Regions from separate parts of the Homo sapiens genome. Here region 2 is linked to region 1. A link is an interaction called in ENCODE POLR2A ChIA-PET data of the cell type or tissue named here. Cell type or tissue: PC-9. All regions are shown on one strand. Each heading gives the region's core, and the rest is flanking DNA. Links, peaks and the distances in the headings are about the cores only.

Region 1 (5,388 bases), core at 337-5,336:
ACCGACAAGCTCGTCAATTCCAGCAGCTGTTGTAGTTTTGACTACAACACTCGTGTTAGAAACCCTCCCTTGAGCTTCCTTGACGTTTGATGCTCCATCTGCTTCTCTGGCTTCTCCTTGTCCTCATCCTCTTCCCATTCCTTCATGTTGATTTGTTTTTCTGTTTTTGTTTTTGTCCCCCCCCCCGGTGCAGGATCTCACTCTGTCACCCTGGCTGGAGTGCAGTGGCACATCATGGCTCACTGCAGCCTTACCTCCCAGGCTCAAGTGATCCTTCTGCCTCCAACTCCCAAGTAGCTGAGACCACAGGCACATGCCACCACACCTGGCTAATTATTTTTATTTTTAGAGATGGGAGTCTTCCTATGGGGCCCAGGCTGGTCTTGAACTCCTGGGCTCAAGCAGTCCTCTCACCTCAGCTCCCCAAAGTGCTGGGATTACAGGCGTGAGCCTCTGCAGCTGGCCACATGTTGGTATTATTCAGGGTTCTCTTCTACCGTCTCTACACATTCTTCTTAGGGGAGTTCATTCACTCCTCCCATGACTTCTGTTACCATCTACATTTGATCATTGAACGACTCAGGGATTGGGGCACCAAATCCCATGAAATTCAAAATCTGAATATAACTTTGATTCCCCCAAAACTTTACTGTTTGCTGGAAGCCTTACTGATACCGTAAACAGTTAATTGACACATATTTTGTATTTATATGTATTAGTTACTGTTTTCTTATAGTAAAGTAGCTAAAGAAAAGAAAATGTTATTAAGAAAATCATAAATAAGAGAAAATCCTACTCCTTCGGGGGAATTAGGTCATCGTAAAGGTCTTCATCCTTGTCTTCACACTAAGTGGGCTGATGAACAAGAGTAAGAGGAGGAGCTGGTTTTGCTCTCTAAGGGGTGGCAGCGGGTAAAGAAAATTGGTCTCTAAGTGGACCCACACAATTCAAACCTGTGTTGTTTGAGGGTCAGCTGTATATTGGTACCATCTGTATTGGTGGTCTTAATATTTGAGAACGTGATAAAAACTCTAAGCTCACTGTGGAAAAACCACTTAGTTTGCATGTAGTATCAGCAGATACATCCCTTGAAATCTTAGACATACAGTTCTGGTATTTTCAGTTACCATGTCATAATTCCCAAATCTATAAATCTCCTTCAGGGTTTTCCAGCTGTCTACTAGACCTTCCTACTTAGGTTTCAAACTCCTATTAGTCCCCTCTCATCTGAGGTTTCACTTTTCTTTATTTCAGTTAACCTGTGGTCCCCCAAACTATTAAAATGAAAATTCCAGAAATAATTCATTAGTTTTAAACTGCTTGCCATTCTCAGTAGTGTCATGAAATCTTGAGCTGTCCAGTACCACCCAGCACCTGAATCTTCCTTTGTCCAGAGTTCCCATGCTGTCACTGCGCCCTGCCCTTAGTCGCTTAGTAGCTGTTTCTTGATTCTCAGACCAACTGTCACGGTGCTTGTGTTAAGTAGCCCTTATTTTCTCAGTAATGGCCCCAAAGCACAAAAGTAGTGCTTCCAGTATGCTTCCAGTAGTGCTTCCAGTATGCTGAAGAGAATTGATGAAGTGCTTCCTTTAAGTGAAAAGATCTAAGTTCTTGACTTAGTAAGGAAAGAAAAAAAATCTTATTCTGAGGTCGCTAAGATCTACAGTATAAGATATTTTGAGAGAGAGACCACATTCACATAACTTTCATTGTAGTTTATTGCTATAATTGTTGTATTTTATTATTAGCTGTTAATCTCTTACTATGCCCGATCTATAAATTAAATGTTATCACATGTATGTATGTATACGAAAAAATAGTATATATAGAGATTGGTACTGTTTGCGGTTTTAGGCATCCACTGGGGGTCTTGGAATGTAGCTCCCAGGGATAAGGGTGGACTACTCTATATCCAGAATTGAATTTATTACTCTATTGGTCAGGGCTCTCCAGAGAGACAGACCAATACTAACACAGATTTTGGTACCAGGAATGGTTCTGGGAAACAGAATATTAAAGATGAGTTTCCTTAATTGGGGTTTTTGGAATTGATTCTTTAATCTGATTAGAATCTAAAAATGCCAAGAGCTCTACTTCTAATAGTAGAGAGAGCACTGGAAGTCCATGACACAAACTGTTTATAGATATGCAAAATAAATGCCTTTTTATTCTAATTCACTGCTTATAAGAGGCAAAGAATTTAGTGACGCTATATGTGATATTTTCAAATATTTTTGGGAAAACAAGGATTATAATGACATTGGTTGGTTGCTCCTATTGTCTTTGGACAAAGTGATGAAAGAAAAGGATGAGCTCAGGGATTCAGTTTCATGGCTGGAGTTCCACATAAATGACCTAAAAGTTTCTAAGTGTGCCCTGGGTTAGAATCTTCTATCCTGTAGCCATGGGGCTGAAATTGCTGAAAATCAAACACAAGCCTTCATCATGTAACTGGCCAAATTACAATGGAAGTTGAACTCTTGGCCAGTCATGGTGGCTCATGCCTGTAATCCCAGCACTTCGGGAGGCTGAGGCGGGTGGATCACCTGAGGTCCGGATTTCGAGACCAGCCTGGCTAATGTGGTGAAACCCCGTTTCTACTAAAAATACAAAAAATTAGCCAGGCTTGGTGACGTGCGCCTGTAATCCCAGCTACTCGGGAGGCTGAGGCAGAAGAATCACTTGAACCCAGGAGGTGGAGGTTGCAGTGAGCCGAGATTGTGCCACTGCACTCCAGCTTGGGCAACAAGAGTGAAACTCCATCACAAAAATAAATAAATAAATAAAATAGAAAGTTGAACTCTCTTAGCCTCACAGAGCATCTACTGTTAAAGTGAGGGTATTGGTTGGGAAAGAGTGGGGTCCTGCAAGTTTGGATGGGATCATGTGGGAAGATGAGGCTGGACACATTGAGCCCCTAAATTCTGATGAGTCTTGTTTGCCAGAGGGGCAGTAGCATTTCCACCTACAGTGGTATCATCCTTTCCACCCCTGTCTAAGGGGATTAATTCTGCATTGCCTGTGGAGATAGTAATGGCCTCCTCTGAAACAGTTCCCGGACAAGACAGTGCTGATTCTCATCAGGACCCACCCCGCCACCCCTCTTTGCTTCTAGACCTATTACTAGACCCAAGTCCCAGCAGACCCCTAAAGGTGAGGTGCAAAGTATGACTCACTCCACTTCTGGTACCAAATCTGTATTAGGTTTCTGGTCCTGTAAGATTATAGTGGAGCTGAAAAATTTCTATCACCTGGTGACATTGTAGCCATCATAATGGTCATAGCACCAAACATTACCTTTTCTATGTTTAGATGCACAAATACCATTCTGTTAGTTACCGTTATCTACAGTATTCAGTCAGTCACATGCTCTACAGGTTTGTGGCCTAGCAGCAATAGGCTATACTGTATAGCCTAGGTGTGTAGTGGGCTGTACCATCTAGGTTTGTTTAAGCACTCTATGATGTTCACGCAACAAAATCGCCTAATGACGATTCTGAGAAGATGCATGATTGCATGTAGATATATGAGAGGGAATTTATTAGGGAAATTGGCTCATGATTTTGGAGGCTGAGAAGCCCCACAATAGGCTGGCTGCAAGCTGGAGACCTTGGGATGCTGGTAGCATGGCTCAGTCCAAGTCCATAGCATGAGAACCTGGGAGGCTGCTAGTGTAACTCCTAGAGTCCAAAGGCCAGAGAATCTGAAGTTGTTGTCCAAGGACAAACGGGAAAGAGGGTCCCAGAGGATCTGGACTTCTGAGAAGGGAGAAAATAGCATTGATTGGAGGTAGAACTTGGTCTGCATAATTGAAAAATAAGGAAAATTTGAATGGGTGAGAATGCAATAACCTTTCCAAAGACCTCTTGAAGGAATATTGCTCCCCAAAACAGAATTGGTGTAGAGAAACATCTGTATAGAGAAAGGTTTAACCAGCTTGGAGGCAGTGCTTAGCATTTTAGTCCCTAAACTTCATCTTTTATTTTTTTTTCCACCTTTGAAGCAGCTCTTCAAAGCTACACAATAAAGTATAGGTCTTTAAATAGGGGACTTGGAGCAGTGGTGAAATAGCTTGGAATTTGAAAAAATATGCTGACTTGCCCCAGAAGATGCTGGTTCCTAGAGAGCTGTATACTCTGTCAGGGCACAAGATCAGCCTGAGTGATTTTCATTTTGTAAGCCTCTGACTTCTCCATTCATTTTGCAGCTAGCATGCAAACAATCTGCCTATTTATCATCTTTTTTTTTTTTGAGACGGAGTCTCGCACCGTCATCTGGGCTGGAGTGCAATGGCACGATCTCAGCTCACTGCAACCCCTGCCTCCCGGGTTCAAGCGATTCTCCTGCCTCAGCCTCCCAAGTAGCTTTTATTACAGGTGCCCACCACCACCCCCAGCTAATTTTTTGTATTTTTAGTAGAGACGGGGATTTCACTATGTTGGCCAGGCTGGTCTTGAACTCCTGACCTTGTGATCTCCTCCCCCCACCCCGCCTCCCAAAGTCCTGGGATTACAGGCATGAGCCACCGCGCCTGGACTTATGTTTCTATCTATATGTCTGTATATGATGTCTGCCACTGAGGGGCAATGGTACTGTTGTGATTCCTCCAAGATAGAGTGTTTTTGTATTTGAAGAGGAAAAAAAAACAAATGAATGCTCTTGGAGACTGTTTTCCCACATACATCAGTATAGCCAATATGTAATGGAACTGCATTGATAGCAAAGAGTGGGGAAAACAAAGCCATCTTTTTTCATATTATGCCTAACTGAGGTGTTATTTCTGTACCAACCTGTGATCCACTGTCTAGATGAGATGGGTAGGGAGGTGTGTAGCAGAGAAGACACCCTAGAATGCATAGCTAGCGAGGCAGCCTCTTTGGGAGCCAGTAAGTAGAGTGTGTAAGTCCTGGGCCTGCTACTCTGAATTAAGAACGGGAACCTCTGCAGCAAGGCCCCTCTGAGCTTATATATAAGGATTTAGGATGTTTGTTTATGTGTGTTTCAAATCAATGTGATAAGGATGGATTTTTTTTTTTTCCATTCAAGAATCTTGCTACCGTAGCTGGCCCGTCTCATACTATTAGCAGAGGGGTTAAATGTAAAAATAGCAATGGCAGTTGGTCACACTTGTCTAATGTCTGACTTTGATAGGACTGCTTCAGAGTTTCACTGTTGGATACCATGTTTGCAAGTCACCATTGTCAGCACTGTTTGAGAGAGCTGGCCAGACCTAGTCCCTACCCCCAAGGCCAGCATTCCCAGCTCCAGTGTTGCATGCCCTAGCAGGTCTACGTGTTCAATTCTAACAACTAAATTAATTTTACAGTGGGATTCTGTCTCAATGGGAGTATTCCATATTGGGGTGATTTGTTAATAGATGCTATCATC
Region 2 (5,388 bases), core at 98-5,097, 260 kb after region 1:
GTAAGGCATTGTAGTAGTTACTATGAAAGATAGAAAGATTAACCAAATACATTTCCTACCCATGAGAAGTTTACTAGCATTTTATCATTAGTTATTCAGTGGGGAAGATAAGGCAGGTACATAAGTGAATAGAAGGTAAAAAAAAAAAAAAAATACATGCAATGGGAATTTACATATGAAGTGCTATGTTGGCTTCTTTTTAAAATGGCCAACATGTATATCTCTTCTTTCTTGTAAGATTCCAGAAAAACTCTAGTAAAGGAATTAAAAAATATATAAACCCACAATAAATAAGAATGAGAATGGGTTGGAGGGCAAGAAGGTTCTCTAGTGAATGAGATGGCAGTTAGATGGAAGCCTTGTGACTGATGAAGTAGAACAAAAGAAGAAAGGAGTATATATAAGGCCAGGGGTATACATGAAGTGGGATATAGATGGAAAAGAAGTATTCAGAGCAAATAAGGCCTGGAGTAAGTTGTGACACTAAATGAACTAATCTGCTGATCATACTCTACCATTAACCTTGCAGATATGTCTGCAGCCAGGCACCTCCCACCACTAAGGTTTTTATCAGAGCATTCTCCTCTACAGAGTAATTGGGTACAACCTCTGGGGTAATTAGAACAGCTAATATGGGGTGAAAAGCCTTTCTCACTCTGGCATTTAGGGGTCCCTTTGCTTAATGCTGGCTTTTAAAGCCTCTCATCTTAAACTGAAGCTTGCCAGTGAGAAAACTCCTACATACATAGAGATTAAAGTTTTTCCCACCCCCTTTGCAAGTAAATAACCAAGTATCACTAAACATTTGAGGAAAGCCTGCAATCTGAAAGAGGAAGATTATGATAATGAAAGAGGAAAAGTGCCCCCGGAGGAAACATATATCAAGGAGTAGAAGAGAACTGCTAAAAGTTCTGGAAAAACAAAAGCACTGTAAAAAGCTACTGGTAATTAGTATTGATCAAAGATTTCAGGAGATACTGCTTCCATTAATTGAGAACCAGACACAATGTAAAAGGAACAGCCAGAATAGGAACGAGCTCTTGAAGATGAATAATTACTGCCAATATAAATTTGTTGGAAGGGTTCAAAGTCAAAGAAATTTCCTAAAATGTAGAACAAAAGAAGAAATGTCATGGAAGGTTTGAAAGACGTAAGTAAGGCCCAGAGGGACTGTTCTAGGAGATCTAGCACCCAGCGAATAAGAATTCCAGCAAGAACTAAAAACCAAGAGGAGGAAATTAAAGAAATAATAGAGAAGAATTTCCCCTAGCTGAAGGAGAAATGTCTTTAGACTGAAGGGACTCAGCATATAAATGAAAAAAGATCTATATCTAGACATATTCTCATGAAATTTCAAAAACAATGACAGGATAGGAGTGTTAGAGTTCTCATCTAGTAAACCGGGGAGATTATAGTTTGTGGTTGCTATAAGAGGGAAATGGGGGGTTCATTATACCACTTAGATGAGTGATACAACTATATTGGGAGGTGGGGAGAGGTTGGGGAAGGCAAGAGAGCTAAATTCAAGTCTGACAACAGGGAATGGGCAAATAATATCTAAAACTTATGAGATGTGGAGGTAACCACCAAAAGATAAAACACAAATGAAACAGTTATTTCTTCTAGGCGAATAGGATTAGTAGGGGTGGAGAGGTGTCAAATGAGGAGACTTCTACTTCTCATTGTAATTTCTTCCTTCTGTTCTGTACTCCTCATTTGTAATCATGTAATTACATGGTTCTTTCTGAAATAATACTTTCTGAAAATTACTTTTCTTAAATACCTAATAAATATTAGGTTATAAAAGTTACATATAAATGAAAGATATCAGCTCTTGAAGAAGGTCCTGATGTTAAAATTATACTGTGGTTTGCTACAAGTGGGCTTAGCTGACAGTGATCGGACAGTTTTAAAACTTGACCTTTCATATATTTGTTAAATTGCATCTCTCACATCTTTGACTCATGGAGAAATAAGAATCATGAATTCTCTACAGTATACTCATCAACAATAAAATACAGAAATGACACAGTTAAGTGACATTGAGTCATAACTTCCCTTTTTACCCACAAGTTTAAGAGCCAGTGAGTAAACAAAGTGACCAAATTATGTTAAATGGGAATGAGGATAAACCTCCTAAGCAGTATACGAACTGAAGAGACTAGGGTTAAATCACGTGCTCCCTCTGAGTCTTCCTGCATTGTAGTTTTTAAAAATACCCAAGTGGTGTTCATATAGCTTCCCATTGTAAAATACTTGACTACATTTAAAAAAAAAAGCAGTACGTAAGCTCTCCTTCATGAATGCAGACATTTTCCTCTCTCCAGAGGTAACATATCAACAATTTGTTATTTCTCCTTCCAGACTGTTTTCTGTGCCTTTATCTATATATCTGAACAAATATATGTGAGGTTGAGTTTTCTGTACATTTGATTCTATTTTTTGCTTGTTTTTAAATTATATCATACAAATTGTATTGTTCTCCAACTTGCTTTATTCCTCCTTAGTTTTGGTTTCGGATAACTATAATTTTTATGTTTTTAAAATAAGGCCAGAATTTAATGTACCATTTCAACCCAGCTTCTTAAATGGGTTGTTGGGCTTGCTTTTATTTTATTTATTATTTTATTCCTTTATTGAAGATTAACATAATACAGAAAAAGTACACAAATACTAAGTGTGGAGCTGAGTGAATTTTTACAAAGTATACAAATCTGTGCAGCCACCATCCATGTTTAGATCTAAAGCCAGCACTTCTCGCCTCCCCAGAAGCCCCCTCCCAGGCATTCTGCACTCCCCACTGAGATCACCAGATTTGAGGTGCTCTTTGGATTCTACTTGTTGGCATAAATGGCTGATCACAGTGTCTGTATGTGAATGTGTGATTCAATGTTGATTTAGTATAACACTGGTCTCAGAACCCCTTTATACTCTTAAAAAAATTATCAAGGGTTCTGCCGGGTGCAGTGGCTCACGCCTGTAATCCCAGCACTTTGGGAGGCTGAGGTGGGCAGATCACAAGGTCAGGAGATCGAGACCATCCTGGCTAACACGGTGAAACCCCGTCTCTACTAAAAATACAAAAATTAGCCAGGTGTGGTGGCAGGCGCCTGTAGTCCCAGCTACTCGGGAGGCTGAGGCAGGCGAATGGCGTGAACCCGGGAGGCGGAACTTTTAGTGAGCCCAGATCGCACCACTGCACTCCAGCCTGGGCGACAGAGTGAGACTCCGTCTCAAAAACAAAAATAATAATAATTATTATTATTATTATCATCAAGGGTTCCAAATGAGTTTTTGTTTACGTTTGTTATATCTAATGATTTGTATTGTGTTAGAAATTAAAACTGAGAAAACTTTAAAACACAGGAACACACAAACACGTTATTTTAGCCATCAGAATGATGTAATTACAAGTCATGTGGCCTCAGGAAAAGTACATACGGTATATAACGAGGGAATGAGAGTTTTAAAAAAAACCATGGTGCTCAGTATTATGAAAATGATTTGACCTTATGGGTTCTGTGGAAGAACCTCAGAGACTCCCAGGGCTTCCCCCAGACCATACTTTGAGAGCTGCTCGTTTAAAATATGTGTAAGTTATTTAAACCTTTGATTCATTGTCCTCACAGAGAACGTCAGGATGCAGATGGGCAAATGAAAGAGCTCCAGGATCAGCTCGAAGCAGAACAGTATTTCTCAGTAAGTTCAAGACACATTAATTTGCAAATAGCAAACAGAGTTTTGGTTGGGATATTTTATTTATACCATACAACTCATATAAAAAGAGCAGCTGGGCAAAAGAATGTAGATAGTTTAAGAGAAATTTATTATCATTGCTAGAAAAATAATTCTAAGCACAAAACATACCTGGTGAAGCTGATTAACAGCATTGTTTTCAGGAAGAAAATATTTTCATAATGCAAGAAATAAAATTGTAATAAAATTATCATTTTAATAGTTGTGCTTTTTTTGAGATCAGTTTTAAAAATATGAAGTAGAAACTCCTGTTTTATTGATTTAAGCCAATAACATTTTTTTGTCTAAATTGTTAATGTTTTTCCTTGCCTCCTTATTCATTTTACCTATCTGTGCTATTAAATGAGAAATATCACTGTGATATCCAGTTGAAAATCATGCTTCTTAATTATTACCTGAACTTGTATTAGTTAATTGATGACTAGAAATAGGAAAGTTCATTAAACTATTCATTTGCTCGGGGACTTAGCAGTAAGAAAATATTTGTATGTGTTCATTCTCCTTTTTGTCTGAATAGCTTTTGAATGTAGAAGTAATATTTCTGATGATGATACGCATTTCTGTTGTATTTTGCTATTTAGACCCTTTATAAAACACAAGTTAGGGAGCTTAAAGAAGAATGTGAAGAAAAGACCAAACTTGGTAAAGAATTGCAGCAGAAGAAACAGGAATTACAGGATGAACGGTAAGTATGAGACCCTTGTCTCTTTTTGTTCATAGCTGTATACTTTGCTCCTAGAACAATGCCTGGTAATCACCAAATAAAAAATTATTGATGAAGTGAATTAGACAAAAACTTTCACTTCATAGTGAAAACTGAACCATTAAAATGATATATTGCTAAAATGTAGGGACTCTTTGGCTGCCCAACTGGAGATCACCTTGACCAAAGCAGATTCTGAGCAACTGGCTCGTTCAATTGCTGAAGAACAATATTCTGATTTGGAAAAAGAGAAGATCATGAAAGAGCTGGAGATCAAAGAGATGATGGCTAGACACAAACAGGAACTTACGGAAAAAGATGCTACAATTGCTTCTGTAAGTCAAATTCTTGGTGCTTTTTTGGATTATAGTTAAATTGCTATATCTTAAACCTTCTTTAGACATACTAAGTATCACAGATCTAAATGAAAAATTATATATGCTGACTACAAGATTTTTAATCTAGTTAACTGCCACCTTCTCAATGTTGTCAGAGGAGCTTACTAAAAGTGACTTCACCTGTTAATGAATTCAAAGTTAAAGGTCTAAAGTGAAAGGGTCATTTTTTTTTTTCTTTTTAAACAGAACTTAGTTCAGAAGAATCTTGAAACTACCAGGAAAACAGTTCCGTGCAGGTTGAAAAAATTGCAATAAAAATTTCAGAGAGAGGTCAAATATCAAGTAGTTAGGTTTACCCTATCAATTAACTAGACCTATTGAAATGCTGCGGTAATTAAAAAGTCTGGTATTAGAACAGGGATATTCAATCCTGTTCAGTGGAAATGAAAAGGGAGGCCAGAAAGATTTCTGCACATACAGGAACTTGGTATATATGATGGGAGTGGCAGTACACAAATCACTGGGAAAGGACACATTTCATAAATGGTTTCAGAATAACTGTGTTTTTATATGGAAAGGAATAAAATTAAA

What was found. Peaks named below come from ENCODE experiments on the same cell type or tissue, not always from the same donor. Only the 100,000 strongest peaks of a DNase experiment are listed, where the experiment ranks them.
Region 2: POLR2A ChIA-PET joins it to region 1 with 5 read pairs; 4 of 35 experiments call an interaction of 5 or more read pairs at or near these places.

What each region holds. Positions count from the first base shown.
Region 1 is chr2:11,458,747-11,464,134 of GRCh38, reverse strand. All of the region lies in intron 1 of E2F6 (E2F transcription factor 6), which reads left to right. Among named protein-coding and RNA genes, the nearest start is that of E2F6, 4.7 kb to the left of the region's middle. In PC-9, for the core only: no CTCF peak of the experiment used is centred there; no DNase peak of the experiment used is centred there.
Region 2 is chr2:11,200,363-11,205,750 of GRCh38, reverse strand. It overlaps ROCK2 (Rho associated coiled-coil containing protein kinase 2), which reads left to right. Exons shown (of 33, transcript NM_004850.5): 21 at 3,630-3,699; 22 at 4,338-4,441; 23 at 4,608-4,794. Among named protein-coding and RNA genes, the nearest start is that of SLC66A3, 48 kb to the right of the region's middle. RefSeq lists a silencer at 1,954-2,248. In PC-9, for the core only: no CTCF peak of the experiment used is centred there; a DNase peak (open chromatin) is centred at 2,070; H3K27ac peaks cover 2,898 bases.